Linked DNA regions of Homo sapiens: region 2 is linked to region 1. A link is a loop called in an ENCODE intact Hi-C map of the cell type or tissue named here. Cell type or tissue: MCF 10A. All regions are shown on one strand. Links, peaks and the distances in the headings refer to the core of each region. The heading gives the core; the rest is flanking DNA.

Evidence for each region. Hi-C counts contacts between places; a loop is a spot of excess contacts. Peaks named below come from ENCODE experiments on the same cell type or tissue, not always from the same donor. Only the 100,000 strongest peaks of a DNase experiment are listed, where the experiment ranks them.
Region 2: it touches region 1 in a loop (6-fold over the local background); 7 of 110 quality-filtered maps call a loop at or near these places.

What each region holds. Positions count from the first base shown.
Region 1 is chr22:36,061,165-36,070,021 of GRCh38, forward strand. No RefSeq gene overlaps it. Among named protein-coding and RNA genes, the nearest start is that of RBFOX2, 37 kb to the left of the region's middle. In MCF 10A, for the core only: CTCF peaks have their summits at 5,041 and 5,242; a DNase peak (open chromatin) is centred at 4,817.
Region 2 is chr22:35,838,341-35,847,197 of GRCh38, forward strand. The region is part of intron 2 of RBFOX2 (RNA binding fox-1 homolog 2); the gene reads right to left. It also overlaps the pseudogene RPL41P3. Among named protein-coding and RNA genes, the nearest start is that of APOL5, 120 kb to the left of the region's middle. In MCF 10A, for the core only: CTCF peaks have their summits at 641 (motif pointing left) and 4,846 (motif pointing left); DNase peaks (open chromatin) are centred at 681, 2,201 and 4,821.

The sequences.
Region 1 (8,857 bases), core at 406-8,405:
TGATACTGTCAAATCATACATGGATGAAATATCTATTAAAAATGCAAGATAGCACGCCTGTAATCCCAGCACTTTGGGAGGCCGAGGTGGGTGGATCACGAGGTCAGGAGATCGAGACCATCCTGGCTAACACGGTGAAACCCCGTCTCCACTAAAAATACAAAAAAATTAGCTGGGCTAGGTGGCGGGTGCCTGTAGTCTCAGCTAATCGGGAGTCTGAGGCAGGAGAATGGCATGAACCTGGGAGGCGGAGCTTGCAGTGAGCCGAGATTGCACCACTGCACTCCAGACTGGGCGACAGAGCAAGACTCCATCTCAAAAAAAAAAAAAAAAAAAAAAAGCAAGCTAGATCAATGGATTTCAATGTAACAGAGTAAGAAAAGTCTATGTATATTGAAGCCGTATCCCACATTGCAACTAACCTTTACGAAACTATCACTTGAGCTATCACAAGTTGAGTTTTGGTGTAGTATTAAAGAAGACAATTATCTGAAAGGCCATAAAAATAGCCCTCATTTTCCCCCAAGTACATATTTATGTGAGGGCCAATCTTCTCATAAACTTCAACCAAAACAATAAATTGCAACAGATTGACTGCAGAAGCAAAGATGAGAATTGAGATGTTTTCTATTTAAGCCAAACAACAAAAAGACTTGCAAAGCTGTAAAACAATGCCATGTTGCTCACCAATTATTTTTGTCTTGGAAGATTTAGCTATTTTTCGCAAAAATATTTACATGTAATGAGCTTACTATTTTATTTTATTTATTTATTTATTTTGAGATGGAGTCTTGCTCTGTTGCCCAGGCTGGAATGCAGTGTCACAATCTCTGCTCACTGCAACCTTTGCCTCCCGGGTTCAAGCAATTCTCCTGCTTCAGCCTCTCAAGTAGCTGGAACTACAGGTGCCTGCCACTATGCCTGGCTAATTTTTGTATTTTTAGTAGAGACAAAGTTTCACCCTGTTGGCCAGGCTGGTCTTGAACTCCTGACCTCAAGTGATCCGCCAGGCTTGGGCTCCCAAAGTACTGGGATTGCAGGCGTGAATCACTATGCCTGGCCTATTTTTAAATAAATAAATAAATATTTTGAAATATTCTCACTTTCAATTTCTAATCTGGTAAATGTTGATAGATATAACCTACATGAACAAAAGCTCTTTGGAGTCGTCAATAACTTTTTTCTTTTTTTTTTTTTTGAGATGGAGTTTCACTCTTATTGCCTAGGCTGGAGTGCAAATGGCATGATCTTGGTTCACTGCAACCTCCATCTCCCAGGTTCAAGTGATTCTCCTGCCTCAGCCTCCCATGTTGCTGGGATTACAGGCATGCACCACCACACCTGGCTAATTTTGCATTTTTTTAGTAGAGACAGGGTTTCACCATGTTGGTCAGGCTGGTCTCAAACTCCTGACCTCAAGTGATCCACCTGCCTCAGCCGCCCAAAGTGCTGGGATTACAGGCTTGAGCCACCGCACCTGGCTCTTCATTAACTTTTATAACTGTAAAGGGGTCCTGAGACCAAAAAGTTTGAAAACCATTGCTAAAATGAGCTACAACGAAAGAAAAGTCAGCGTCAGATTTGAACAAGAGGGGAGATTTTATACTAGAAAGATCCTTCTAAAGGCAGTGTGGAAGCAAGGCCAGAGTGGAACCAGGTTGCGCGCAGGTGCCCCAGTCAGGGAGTGAGACATAAGAATGGAAGGGGACTGGATGCAGTGGCTCATGCCTATAATCCCAACACTTCGGGAGGACAAGGAAGGAGGATTGCTTGAGCTCAGAGAAGTTCAAGAGCAGGCTGGGCATCATGGCAAAATCTCATCTCTACAAAAATTACAAAAGTTAGCCTGACATGGTGGCATACGCCTGTAGTCCAAGCTAATTGGGAGGCTGAGCTGGGAGGATCGCTTAAGCCTGGGAGGTCAAGGCTGCAGTGAGCCAAAATCACGCCACTGTACTCCAGCCTGGGTGATAGAGCAAGATCCTGTCTCCAGAAGAAAAAAAAAAAAGGCAATGGGATTGGGAATAGGAGAGGAGAGTATTTTTGCAAGGAACATTCTATAAGTAGAAATGACAGGACATGTTGGCTATCTGCCCACACTCACCCACCCATTGCTCCTCCCCATAGCAGTATCACTTTCATCTAAATTCCTTATAGTCTTGGCTGTCCTCTCTAATGGGCTTCAAGCTTAATGTGTCCCAAAATGGATTCTTGATTTCTCTCAATCTAAACTTATTCCTAGAGTCTTCCTCATCTAACAAATAAATACATATATAGCAACTCCATTCTTCCAGTTGCTTAGGCCAAAAACAATGAAGGCATTAAATCCAGCAGCAAATCCTGTTAGCCCCATCTTTTTTCTTTCTTTCTTTCTTTTTTGAGACGGAGTCTCGCTCTGTTGCTCAGGCTGGAGTGCAATGGCATGATCTCGGCTCAGTGCAACTCTCCCTCCCCGGTTCAAGCAATTCTCCTGCGTCAGCCTCCTGGGTAGCTGGGACTACAGGCATGTGCCACCACACCCGGCTAATTTTTGTGTTTTTATTAGAGATGGGGTTTTGCCGTGTTGGCCAGGCTGCTCTCGAACTTCTGAACTCAAGGGATCCACCAACCTCGGCCTTTCAAAGTGCTGGGATTAAAGGCATGAGCCACCATGCCTGGCCACCTCCATCTTTAAAATGTTCCCATAATCCAACCACTTCTCACCATCCTTGACTACCTCTCTGACCTCATCTACCACCCTCTCCCTTGCTCCCTCTCCTCCAGTCATGCTGTCCTTGATTATGCTAAGCACTCTCCTACCTCAGGGCCATTGCACTGGCTGTTCCCCCTGCCTGGATTGCTCTTCCTTCCGGATATCAACAGTGATTACTCTCCTACTTGCTTCAGATCTTTGCTCAACCGTCTCTTTATCAGAGAGGGCTTCCCTGAACCCATGTACACATTTCCTATTTGCATCTCTCTTTATCCTGCTTTACTCTTCTGGTTAGCCCTCATCACAACCTGATGTGTTACAGATTTATTTTCATTTGTTTGTATATTTTATGTTCCCCTCCAGTAGCATGTAAGCTCTATAAGAATAGAGACGCTTAGTTTGTATTCCTCAATACCTAGAATGAGCCCTAGCCCAGAGCAGATACTCAACATTTATTTTGAACCAATGGATGAATAATTTGACATTTACATACGTTTTTGTTTGAAAAAAGTTGAATACCACTAATCTTTGGACAAGACGATGGGAGCCTGACATAATCCCTGATGGCACCTGATACAATAGTTAACATGTACTGCCTTAGGTGTTTTTTAAGGTATTCTCTTATTCTTTCTCTTTCTAGCAACCTAGGACGCAGATGCCATTATCCCCATTTTACAGAAGAGGAAATTGAGGTAAAGAGAGATTACATAACTTGCCCAAGATCACACACTAGTTAGCATCAGAGCAAGAGTTTGCACCAAAGCAGCTTGGCCCTATAGTCCACATTCTCTCTCTTTTTTTTTTTTTTGGAGATGGAGTTTCGCTCTTGTCGCCCAGGCTGGAGTGCAATGGCTTGATCTTGGCTCACTACAACCTCAGTCTCCCAGGTTCAAGCGATTCTCCTGCCTCAGCCTCCCGAGTAGCTGGGATTACGGGCGTGTGCCACCACATCTGGCTGATTTTGTATTATTAGTAGAGACGGGGTTTTGCCATGTTAGCCAGGCTGGTCTCGAACTCCTCAGGTGATCCACCCACCCTGGCCTCCCAAAGTGCTGGGATTACAGGTGTGAGCCACCATACCTGGCCTAGTCCACATTCTTAAACACTCTGCCATGATACTTGGATCTGGAAGTACTCTAAACATCTAGTATAAAGGGGTTGGACCGTGATCTCTAAGATGCTTCCAGTTCTATGGGTCTGTGAGCTTGAGATTCTACTACTTAGAATATTCATTGATTATTGACTTAATTAGTTAGCTAATTCATTTCTTCAACACATATTTATTAGCTATTCACTACATGCTAGGTTCTGTGCTAGGCACTTCCCATATATTTTCTTTAATCCTGAGAAGTAGGAATTATGATGCTTATCTTACAGATGAGGAATCTGAGGCTTATAGAACTTAAGAATTTATCCAGGGTCCAGTTATTAGCAGGAACAAGATTCGAGTCCCTGTCTCAGGTCTGCTTTTTTCCAAAACTCAAGCTCCTTCCCTGACCCTCGCCTGCTTCTCTTCCAGCTTGCGGGGAGCTTTTGGGGCCCTACGTGCGTGAAGTTCCAATGAACCCACGGAGAGGCCTGTAGGGGCAGGGGACAGGGGGTGCCTCTTCACCTCTGAGGCAGGATTTCAGAGTCTGAGAGCACCAGTTTGGTCCAGAAACCCTGGCTGGGACGTTAGTAAAGGGGCAAGAATTCACAAACCCTCACGAGGTGTCACTTTTTGTCCTGATCCTCTCCTTTCCCTCCAGCCTGCTGTGGCCAGCGTCAACCACTGCGACATATAACATGCCACATCACCAGACAGGCCAGGCTGGGATCCCAGATAATTTGACAGCAGGGGATTTTCACCATCGGACTGCTTTCCAGTCAGGCAGCACTGAGGCTAATTAAAGCTCCCTCTGGGGCATCAGGGAGAAGGGAGGAGACAGGCACGACCAAATCTAAAGACATACTCGTCCGGGAATCAAGCGAGGGAGGCGGAGGTAGAAGCCTGGCTCGGAGGAGCTCACAGCGGGTCCTGCAGGCAGAACGCGGTCACGTGACTGATGTCCCTCCGGCTGGCAGCTAGCAATACCCCGGATTGCAAACTCTCGAGGTCTCCGCCCATTTCATGGCAGGAAATCAGCGTTTTCCAAGAACGCCCAGTGGCGCGGGCACGGGCCTGAGTCCCGCCGCCCACTGCTCTCGAGAGGCCGGAGCAGCAGCTCCGTGGCGCCCCCTGGAGGCCGCCCCTGCTGGCGCCGTCCCCCGGGTGTCAATAGGCCATGGCGCGCCTCCCTCTCGGTTGAGAGCTGTGGGAGCCCAGGACGTGCCTATTAAAGGTATCTTTTGAAGTGAGAGGGACAAGAAAACGCCTTCTCTTTATGTGACTCTCTGTTCCCCAGCAAAGTTGCCAGGGTCCCCAACAATCGTAGTTTCTCCTTCACGGGAGGTTCCCCTGACGTCCTCTAGAGGGCGCGCGCGCACGGCCAGGGCGATTTCGGGGTCCGCAGCCCACGTGCTGCGCGGTCTCTTCTCCAGGCCACCCCGCTTGTCTAGCTATGCGCTGGGGGCAGGGAAAGATCTCCCTGTAAGATCTCCCTTACATGTGGACATCTGAGAGCTGAGATCTCGATGACCCCGGAAGACCCTTACACCCGGAGTGGAGCGGAAGCAGGATGAGAGAATATTGACTGAGCCCTGCCAGCCACTGTTCTAAGCACTTTTTCCCTGTTCCTGCCGATTTGCTCCTCACAACAACCATAGGAAGTGGAGACTATGATTATCCCCGTTGCACAGTAAGGAAACTGAGGCAAAAGGCGGTTAGGTAACTTGGCGATGTCTCCCGGCTAGGGATAGCAGAATGGGATAGAAACGCAGGCCACGCGGTCTGGAGCGGTGGCTCACGCCTTTAATCCCAGTACTTAGGGAGGCCGAGGCGGGCGGGTTACCTGGGGTCAGGAGTTCGAGACCAGCCTGGCCAACATGGTGAAACCCTATCTCTACTAAAAATACAAAAATTAGTCGGGGTGGGCACCTGTAATCCCAGCTACTCGAGGCTGAGGCAAAAGAATCGCTTGAACCCAGGAGGCAGAGGTGGCAGTGAGCCGAGATCACCCCACTGCACTTCAGCCTGGGTGGCAGAACAAGACTCTGTCTCAAAAAAAAAAAAAAGAATAAAAAAAAGAAAGGCAGGCCACCCGGTGGTGGTCCCTGTGCTCCTCCCCACCCACCCCCGCACTGTGCTGGGCGGTGAGGAGGCGGCTGGCCCAGGAGGTGGGGGTGTGGAGTGGGGCACATCAGAGATTTCAAATTGACCAAGGTCTGTTTTGTGTCAGTTTGTCAGTTTTATGTGTCAGCTTGGCTAAACTATGGTCTCCTGTTATTTGATCAAACACTAATCTATTTTTTCTTTTAGTTTAAAAAATAATAATTAAATGAAAAAATCCTGGCTAATGTTTTTTTTTTTGTAGAGACAGGGTTTTGCCTTGTTGCCCAGGCTGGCCTCTGACCCTTGGGCTCAAGTGATCTGCCACCATGCCTAGCCTCAAACACTAATCTAGATGTTGCTTGAAGGCATTTTGTAGATGTGATTTGTCTATAATTAGTTTACTTCAAGTAAGGGAGATTATCCCAGATAATCTGGGTGAGTCTGAAAGACTTTATGGGTAGAACTGAGGTGCCCTTGAAGAGGAAGAAATTCTGCCAGCCAATAGCAATTTCAGCTTGTGCTGAAGAGTTCCAGCCTTCCTAACAACCAGCCCTACAAATTTCGGACTTGCCTAGCCAGCCCTGTGTGTATAAACCAATTCCTTGCAATAATCACACCTACACCCTCACCCCACCCCCCTCCCCAAATACATGTATATATGGAGAGAGAGGGAGAGAGAATATAAAATCATACATATATCATATATCTCCTATTTGTTCTGTGTCTTTAATTTCTCTAGTTGACCCCTGACTGATGCAATGACCCAAGAGCAGGCAGATGCCCGGGGGGCGTTTATGATACCTCTCCTAGGACTTGGCTCAATCTGAGTCCCTCAACGGCCATCTGCAACCCTGAGGAGGGTAGGAAAATCCCAAATTGACTGAGATTACATTTCCATCATCAACAGCAATGGAGAATCAATAAAGAAATTTAGTTCAGATATTGAAAAATGAAGAGGGCTGGGTGCAGTGGCTCACGCCTGTAATCCCAGCACTTTGGGAGGCCGAGGCGGGTGGATCACCTGAGGTCGGGAGTTCGAGACCGGCCTGGCCAACATGGTGAAAACTCATCTTTACTAAAAATACAAAAATTAGTTCTGGTGGGTGCCTGTAATCCCAGCTACTCGGGAGGCTGAGGCAGGAGAATTGTTTGAACCCATTAGGCAGAGGTGGCAGTGAGCCGAGATCACCCCATTGCACTTCAGCCTGGGTGACAGAACAAGACTCCGTCTCAAGGAAAAGAAAAAAAAAAGAAGAAAGTCACAGTTTTTGCACTATCAAGTTTATGTGCTAAGATTCATACCTCATTTTAACAGCCTACATCTACTTCTGCGTGGACCAGAAGGACAGAGCCACAATAACACTGACCAAACCATAGTAATAGCACAATCGTTGCTACAAAACATTTGCAAATAATCAGATAATATATCTGATTAGGGCCTTGTATCCAGAATATATAAAGAGCTCTTATTGCAACAACAAGTAGAAAACAGATCAATTTAAAAATGGGCAAAGGTAGGCCAGGCACAGTGGCTCACACCTATAATCCCAGCACTTAGGGAGGCCGAGGCGGGTGGATCACCTGAGGTCAGGAGTTTGAGACCAGCCTGGCCAACATGGCGAAACTCCGTCTCTACTAAAAGTACAAAATTGAGCCGGACGTGGTGGTGAGAGTCTGTAATCCCAGCTACTTGGGAGGCTGAGGCAGGAGAATCGCTTGAACCCAGGAGATGGAGGTTGCAGTGAGCTGAGATCTCGCCATTGCACTCCAGCCTGGGCGACAAGAGTGAGACTCTGTCTCAAAATAAAAAATAAAATAAAATAGGCAAAGGACTTGAATATCCAAAGAAGATAAACAAATGGCCAATAAGCAAACAATACTTTCAAGCACAAAAGATGCTCGACATAATTAGTCATCAAGGAAAAGGCAAATCAGAACCACACGGGACTCACTTCACATCCACCAGGATGACTATAGTCCTTACAGTAAGAGAATAGCAGATGGCAGGTATTGTGCTTTACTTGTATTAAGTAACTTAATCCTCACAGTAGCCTCGTGAAGGAGGGATGGCTATTAGCTCATTTACAAAAGAGGAACTGAGGCCTGGAAAGGTGAAATGATTGCCCCAGTGTTCCACGGCTGGTCAGTGGGTGTCAGAATTTAAGACCTGGGCTGTCTGCTTCCAAAGCTGTGCTATCCAGCTTTAATGACTGTGCTATACTGGTCTCTAGCAAAATTATTGAAAATTTCCCTCTCAGACCCACCATTTACCTTTATTGCTCCCAGAGACCCTCACATGTGCTCCTTAGCTACCAAAAACAGACTTCTTCTTTCTCCTGGCATTTGTCCCATGTCCTTTGGTCAGTCCAGAACTCACTAGGAGGCTCCCAGACGCTGTGTCCGTGTTTCTCCTCCAGACCGACGATGCTGCCTGTGTCACTGCCTCAGGGCCATGTCACTGCTGCTGCCCCACTGGACTCCCACGGTCCTAGCCACCAGCCACTCCCCTCCTTCTTCCTGGCTAGCAAGGTTTACTGACTACCATAGAGGCGGAAAATGCCAGATGCTCGGTTTCCCAGGTTCCCTTTACAGTTACAGGTGACCATGTGACCGTGTTCTGGTCAATGACATATAAGGAGAGTCTTCTGAGAAAGATTTTCTCTCCTGGCCAGAATAGAGAGAGAGGGTGAGGTAGATGGAAAGAGCGGGAAGCTGGGCGCAGTGGTTCACACCTGTAATCCCAACACTTTGGGAGGCCAAGGCAGGTGGATCACCTGAGGTCAGGAGTTCGAGACCAGCCTGGCCACATGATGAAACCTTGTCTCTACTAAAAATACAAAAATTAGCTGGGTGTGGTGGTGTGGGCCTGTAATCCCAGCTATTTGGGAGGCTGAGGCACGTGAATCACTTGAACCCAGGAGGCGGAGATTGCAGTGTGCTGATCATGCCACTGCACTCCAGCCTGGGCAACAGAG
Region 2 (8,857 bases), core at 237-8,236, 220 kb before region 1:
TAAACACAGAAATAGTCCAGAATGTCACAGGTCCAGGGCAGAGGACCAACATGGGCATTTTGTTTATGAGCAAGGTGGGTCTCAGAGGTGATCGGCGATCAGAGGGCGATGAAGTTCTAGATCCATTGAGACAAGTTCTAGACAGTAGCATGCAGTCCCACAACTTGTACCAGCATCCCCAGCGTCTGGCATTCCATGTTTCTGCTCCTGTGGCCTCCACGGTGCAACAAGCTAGCGGTTTACTTGGACCTCTGCCTCATCTTTCTTCTTTTGCGCTTCAGCCTGCGCATTCGCTTCTTCCTCCACTTGGCTCTCATGGCACAGAGGTTTCCAAAAAAATGGCGCTAAGGCCGAGAGCATAAAGCAGTATTTCAAAAGAGGTAATTAGACTGATGATGAGGGGATAACACATGGAAGAGAAACATTTCAAAAGCTTCTCCGCTTTTCCAAAAGAGGAAGGAGTTTGTTGAAATTTTCTAAACTCAGATTTGGTGAAAAATTACTTTGAAAAGATATATTTGAAACTTCTTTCCTCTGGGTCCCAATGGGAAAATATCCCTACAGGTTTCCCTCCTTCCAAACAGCACTGCAGGGCATTATATAACTAAACAGGATTCCAGCTCCTAAAATGATGCCTCCATCCTGATAACTAGCTGGCTCTCTCGCCCTCCGGTGGTTACTGGGAGAGGAAGAGAAGAGAGAACACAAAAAAAGGGCAACCTCCTTAAAAGGAAAGCACTGTCCAGTGATGAAATTTCCACAGAGCATAGAAACCTGGAGTGAAACTGATCTTAAGTCTGAGACTAAAGGATTTGAATGTCCTACAGTGTAAATGATTTCTCATTGATAAATCAGAGCCTCATCATTTCCTCTTAACCTATACATAAAGGAAAAAGGGTAATGGAGCGTACAGAAGGATGCTAACAAGAAAAATTGCCTTGCCAGGGAGAACTGTGGAAGAGCATTCACCTTTCCATTTGTCAGGAATGACTTGCTAAAATGCAGATTAGATATTGCCTGGCATAACCAAAAAGAGGCAGGGAGAAAGAGGGGAAAAGGATGAGGAGAGAAAGGGGGATTGAGGGGGTTGGGGGAGAGAGTGAGTGGGAGTGGGAGAGAGAGAAGAGAAGAGAGAAAAACGAGAGGGGAGACAGAGGGAGGAGAGGTATCTTCCATTTCCTACTCTCTCTCCTTCAAATGTATTTTAAAGCCTGTGTGATTGTGATTTATACATTCAGATTCGTTCTCCTGTCAAGGAGGGCTCTACCTGCCTCTGTCACACCTGAATGCTCCTACTGAAAATTTTCTTTGCCAGTAACAAAGGCATGAAAATGAAACATTCTTTTCTAACCTTCATTTTTAATAAGCAGTTTAGAGTAACAGCAAAACTACAATTCCATAGCCAATCCTGAGAAACCAAAGTGAACAAGGAATCAGATTTCCCTATAACACAAATTCTTCTGAAATTCTTAAAAGGAATCCTGCTCCCCTCTTTTTGGCAGTCTACAAGAATCTCTTCCTACCTCTGCAGTCTTTCTCTCCCTCCCTCTTCTCAGAACCAAGACAAAGAGGTAGACAAATCCCCACAGGGTCTTTCCTGAGCTACAGCTGCACAGTACAGGAAACAGGAATCTGCTATGGAGTTGAGGGAGGGGGAAGAAAGGATACGGATACATAACACACACATAAACGGACTCAACAGACACAGACTTTTCAGCTGATAACAATAAATCTGGTCTGTTCTAAGAAGACAATAATGATTAAAACTCTTCTTACTATACTCCACCCTCAAACCTTTATTTAGATCCCAGAGAGGAGAAAAGAAACATGCCGAGGAAGCACAAATCTTACCTGAGTTACCATTTTCTTTTTCTCCATAAACCAAACGGATAGATGATAAACCTTTCAAAGCAGCCGTGCTGGGGCACACCTCCACAGCTTTCTTTTCCACCCCCCTCCCCCCCCAATCTAGCTATTTAAGGGTGGGTAATTGATCTCTCTTTATACCGTTTTCCTTCCTTTTTCTTTCTAATGTTTCTTCCTTTCTTTTCTCTTCCTCTCTGGCAGTCTCTCCCCCTCCTTCTTTCTCCAGCTCCCTCCCATATCTCAGGCAGATGGCTGAAGGAAGCCCCACCCCTGAATGCCTAAGGTAATTAATCAGAGTAGAGCCCCACCTCTTCCTCCTCCCCCCACCCCCTCCCAGCAGGCTGACATCTCCCAACTCCAGAAGCAGGCCTGCTGGAGAATGGCAGTTTGGTGTACGCTGTGCGCACGCGTGTGTGCGTGTGTGCGTGTGTGTGTGTGTGTGTGTGTGTGTAGGGGGGAGGAGGTAGGGAGGGGCAAGCGCCATGTGCTGGCATATTTTAAGGATGCGATGATGGAATTAATTATATAGCACTGGAAGCATTCATAGCAGCTTACTATAGTTCATACAGATTTAAGAGATTCCAGCCATGAATGTCAAATAAGAAATGAAACAAAATTATTTTTAATATTAATAAAACATTTTTACTGATGTACAGTTTATAGATGCAGTGGATTTAACAAGAAAGATGTGAAGAAGTGAAAAGCTATTACATGACCACTAACTGGAAGGTTTTTCAAGGAACAGGAATATGCAAGAACTTGCTTGTCCTGGAAGACCAAACCAGCCTAGTGAGAGCAAAGGACTAAAAGAGAGGACACAGGTAATGAGAGGTAATTTAAATGATTTTTTTCCTACTATAAAAAATACCTGGAGACTCTGAAAAAGGTGTCTACAAATATGACTGCTTAAGAAACTTAAGAGATACACAAAGGTGCATGCAAATTTGCTTAAGGCTTCCAGCTTCAATAAAATTTTGGTTAACTGAAAATTCACCTTTTGTTTTCTCCAGCCTTCTATGTTTCAGCCTTTATTGAAAAAGGTAAATCCTTTCTTATATATACCCTAGAAATTTGTGTCATTATTGTAAATAGTAATTGTTATAGAATGCTGTAGCTACAGGTTTAGGAGAATACTGACAATAAGAGTTTCTTTAAAGTTCTCTTATTAAAATAATATAATTAAAAAATGCATCAAAGATGTGGTTCAGTCCAGAAGTTGGTCTAATTCTGCCCTTTACTAGTGATCTTGGAAAAATCTTTAACCTCTGAATATAAACTTCATAATTTCCCTATTTTATATTATCACACATTCAAATAAAACAATTTATAAAATGATGAGTTTATCAGTTGTCTCATAAAATTAAGATTTTCTAATTTTTTACAGCATTCTAATAAATAGCTCATTCTGAAGGATTTATGAGATATTTTAGTTATGCTATGTATTTTTAGGATATACTTTCTAAAAGACTACCCAAAGGTTAAAAAGATTAATTCCAAAATTAAGCTTCCCATTTTTAATTTTTATCTATTTTTATTTTTTACAAGCCCACGGCTAACAACACGAGCTCTCCATTTAAAAAATAAACATCTACAGAAATCTAAATTCAAAATAACAAATCACACTGAGAATACATAGTTTTTTGCTGTCTCCATAAGGACTGTTTGGCAACATGCAGTACCAGGCTTTTAAAAATGTTCTGTATTGGCCAGGCGCAGTGTCTCATACCTGTAATCCCAGCACTTTGGGAGGTTAAGGCTGGTGGATTTCTTGGGCCCAGAAGCTCAAGACCAGCCAAGGCAACATGGCAAATCCCTATCTCTATTGTGAATTCAATTTTTAAAATTTTAAAATTAAAAAAATGTGTTGTATAACACCATTGGCTGGCACACTGCCAATACAACATCATTACACCCGCTCCTAAATTAATAATCATTTTAACAATTCTGAAAGGAACACAGGAAATACAGGACCATCTGTGGAACCTGGAGAAACTGATGTAACATAGTATATCAGGCTCTATTCTGTGCATTTTACAGATATCTGTATACTTGTGGCATAATCCATAGTAATAATTTTAAAAAGAATGAGATCTTCAAATATTAGGAAAAACGCTGAGTAAAGTAATATAGATAAGTACTAGGCCTGTTCTTATTTAACACTTTTTAGAAGTGACCTGGAACACAGAATATATAGTACTCTCTGAATTTGCAACTGAAAAGCCAATCAGAAGGAGATAAAAAGCAGTCAAATTTTCTAAAGACAAAGTGAGTAAGCAGAAAATGGGCAGGTGAGTTTCACTGGAAGCAAGAGCAACCCAGTGTATTTTTGGAAAAAATCTTGAATCATACTAATGGGATAACTGTGTTTTCAGTTCTAATAATTGAAATAAACCTCAGAATCACTGTGTATCATTCTCTGAATCCTCTGGTTTATTACACTATTCTTGACAAAAAGCCTGGGGCACTAAGAAGATAGCATCTCCCCCACAATGTCCCCCGCCCCCATCCTTAGAAAAGCAGCAGCTACCTTGACACTTAGGTGTGACTGCAGCCTCCATACATCATGGAAAGAGACAAGGCCCCAAGGAGTTTTTTTGTTTTGTTTTATTTTGTTTTTAAAGAAAAGGGCAAATGAGGGGTCCCCACATGCAAAAAGTCCAAGACTAGGATAAAGGTTTCCTCAGGCCAGGAATTCATGCTACTTTTCTACATTTAGAACCAATATTTTACAGTGCAAATAGGCTTAAAAATTTATTACAGGAAAGAATTGGTACAAGCTTAAAAAAAATGTTACAATGATTTTTATAAACTCACTGAATGACAGGCTCATAGTGAGGTCTGACTGGCACAATGATATTTTGAAGTGTGTCCCTGGTATTATAGAGGACAATTTGCTCCCTGGTGTCCAAGAGAGAGAAGAGCAATTGAGCAGCCTGGGTCTGACCCAGCAAAACTGGAGTCCCCTGGTGGCTGAATGTGCCCGGTAATGTACCAAGGAGAAAATCATTTTAGGACATTTCCTGTATGTGTGTTTGGGAGGAGAGAGACAGGCAGGGGCTGGGAAGCTTTGGAACAGGGTGGGCACGATGAGATGTCAGCTAATGAAGGAGGCCCTGCCTTCTCCATGGACAAATCCCCAGCTTTCAGGACAGTGTCTGGGACGTGGTAAGTACTCAAGAAATATTTATTAAATAAACAAATGAAGGAAAGAGGTACTTCTCCCTGTAGTCTCAACTCTTTGAGTGTTTCATCCAATCTCCAGAACCCCAGCTTCCTTTCCTCCATACTACTCAATTGAAATTTACCTTACTGAAGTCACTGAAGACCTCCAAATCATGGCCAAATTTAATGGACATTTTATGTCTTCTTTGATTTGTCTGTGGTATTTGGCATTCCCTCCTTTGGGAAACTCTCACTCTTAACTTAAAATGATACCAGTCTTTCTTAACTTTCCTCTTTCCCTGTTCACCCTCTTCTCCATCGTACTCTTCTTCCTCCTCTACCATCCTCTCAATTGTTGTTGTTACTTGCAAGGTGTCATCCTCAGATCTCTTTTTACTGCACACCAGAGGTTCTTAACCCAAAGTGCATGGTTCCTAACACAGGCACCCCAGTAGAAATTTTTCTTATATGCATTTCCACGCAGAGAGGATCTGTAGTATTTATCAGATTCTCAAAAGGGTCCAAACCTCAAAGAAGTTAACATTGCTGACCACACTTGCTCAAGGTGTTCCAACTCATTCTATCACTTCAGTTACCAAGAATTTACCCTGACGGCTCCCACATTTCTATTTTTGAGCACATACATCTCTTCTGAACACCATGTTTCTATTCTTTTTCCCTTGAATATGGCCGACTATATGGGTTATTCATCCTTCAAGGCTTACTTCAGAAATCCCCTACTCCAGAAAGCCTTTCCTGACCCTACTTGCTCCCACATCTGGTTTAGGTACCCTTATCTGTGAGCATACTTTACCTTAGCACCTAATCCATGGTACATAACGGTTGGAGTTACTGTTCTGCATAACTATGACTAGACTATGAGCAGTCTGAGGGTAGAAATCATGTTTTATACTATATCCCCAGTTCTTAACCCAGTATCTGAATACACAGTAAATGAATGTTTGTTGAAATCAAACAATAATGCCTTGATTTCTATTACTCTAGCCATTTATTTATTCACACATGGATACATCAGAATGAAGAGCACCTATGTAGTTATCAAAATATTATAAAAGCATTCTTTCTTCCAAGAGCGCACTTGGAGATATCTTCAAATTTATAAATTTACTTCACTTTTTTTTTTGAGGTGGAGTCTCGCTCTGTTGCCCAGGCTGGAGTGCAGTGGCACGATCTCAGCTCACTGCAACCTCCACCTCCCAGGTTCAAGCGATTCTCCTGTCTCAGCCTCCCAAGTAGCTGGGATTACAGGCACACACCACCATGCCCGGCAGTTTTTTTTTTTTTTTTTTGCATTTTTAGTAGAGATATGTTTCACCATGTTGGCCAGGCTGGTCTTGAACTCCTGACCTCAGGTGATCCAACCGTCTTGGCCTCCCAAAGTGCTGGGATTACAGGCGTGAGCCACCGCGCCTGGCCTTACTTCAGTTTTATTTTCAGTATCTTTCAGAAATCTGAAGCTGAAAGGAAGATGTACAAAAAGAGTGGGAGAAAGGCTTTATTTTCAATTTTATTAGAATAGTTCAGATTCTAGACAAAATAATACCCACTCATTTAAAAAAAATTTTTTTTAGGTGTTCTTGTCATACAGAAGTAACTCAGCTTCCCTACCTTCCACCCACATACCAGCACTGCTATAAAAGTGGATCTAAGAGTCCCTGTCTACAAGGCAGGGCTTGCTCCAACTTTCCCAGGCTGCCTCTGACACCCAAGTGAAAGGCAACATTAAAGGGAGAGCATTTCCTGCAATAATAAAAACTTGTTGGTATAAAGGCTCTTCACGGCACGCCCCCACACAATAACCCTAACTAAGTGTAAATAACAATTTACACCTAACAGATATTAAATACCTTTCCAGAAGCACCTCTAATACAATACCACTTTAATATCCTTTGCCCCAACATTCCCCTTAACATAAATGAAGTCAAATTACAGCTAACTCTATTATTTCCCTAACTTTATTTCTCTAGTTTAGGCAGAGTTCAGTCATATAGAACCCATTCACCATTCAAAAAAAAAAAAAAGTGAGTGTGAAATTTGAAATCAAATGCTTTAGATCTTATAGGCTTATAAAAAACAATCCTCATTTATTTCCTGTTCCCCAAAGTCAAACCTTTAGCACAAAACCACAAATAACATAAACTAAGACATCAGTGAGGCCAGGCAAATCAAAAAATTTAATTCACAAATTACTACATGTCTTTGGGTAACTTATTCATATCTTTAAGAAATCCCAAACCCCAGATAACTAGAGTCATACATACAACTGAAATTATGTGTACATTGTACACATCCCTGTGAGGGATTAAGGAAAAGGTTCTCAGACAAATATGAAAATGGATGGGATGTAAACAAATTTATCAATAACTGGGTTGTCAAGAAGATAATACATGATTAATCTGTGAAAATTGAAGACTGCTCTTTATCCAACGGCATGCCACGAATATGCCATGCCTCTATTATTAAGTTACAGGAAACTTTGTTGTCTTGTTCACCACTAATATCCCTGTGTCTGGCATAGTATCTGGCACACAGTAGGTACTCAAAAAACAGTTGGTACACAATAAACTAATTCAGAATGAGAAAATAAATTCAATTTATATAAATTATATAAACTTGCATGTTAATATAATTATATAAACTATATAAGTATAAACTATACTTGCATATGTTAATATAATTACATACACTATATAAGTATAAACTTGCATGTTAATATAATTACATAAACTATATAAGTATAAACTATACTTGCATATGTTAATATAATTACATACACTATAATTATAAACTTGCATATGTTAATATAATTACATAAACTATATAAGTATAAACTATATAAGTTAATATAATTATATAACTATGTAAGTATAAACTATATAAGTTAATATAATTACACAAACTATATAAGTATAAACTATATAAGTAAATAAATTTATATAGTTGTGTGTGTGTGTGTGTGTGTGTGTGTGTGTGTGTGTGTACTGCTTAACACCAAGGTCAACTTCCCATGAAGAAATGGAGAGCCTAATATACTCTACAGCATTTTGAGGACCTGAGCATACCTCAATATCAAAAGTGTCCTTTAGGCTGGGCATAGTGGCTCACGCCTGTAATTTGGGAGGCCGAGGAGGTGGATCACCCGAGGATGGGAGTTCAAGACCAGCCTGACCAACATGGTGAAACCCTGTCTCTATTAAAAATACAAAAAAAAAAAAATTAGCTGGGTGTGGTGATGCCCACCTGTAATCCCAGCTACTTGGGAGGCTGAGGCAGGAGAACTGCTTGAACCCGGGAGGCAGACGTTGCAGTGAGCCGAGATAACACCACTGCACTCCAGCCTGGGTGACAAGAAAGAAACTCTGTTTCAAAAGAAAAAGTGTCCTTTAGATAGGTAAATTTCTGTCTCTCAATTTTCTAGATGCCTAATATCCTTAAGCTGTCCTTGGCTACCCTAAACCCTCAAATCAGGAAATTTAGCTATACCTCCAATAATTTAAGACCCTGTTTCCTCTTCCTCCAACTGCCCCATTCACCACTTGGATGACAGGTTAAGTAAAAGTGCCTAAGGAAAACCTGTGATAAAAGACAATACCCTTAACTTGCAACAAGTTACATTTTAACCATCTGATCAGAGGCAGTAAATGTTTAATCTGAAAGACTGTCTATAAGAATAACTTCAGGAACAGTTTCTTAAATAGATTTGTCTGGGCAGGGAGACTACATTCATTGTCCCTTAAATCACAAGCAAGCCTGTATCTCCTTACTCTGCCTGATTTTAAACTAATTTGGCCAGACTAGGTTCTACGAA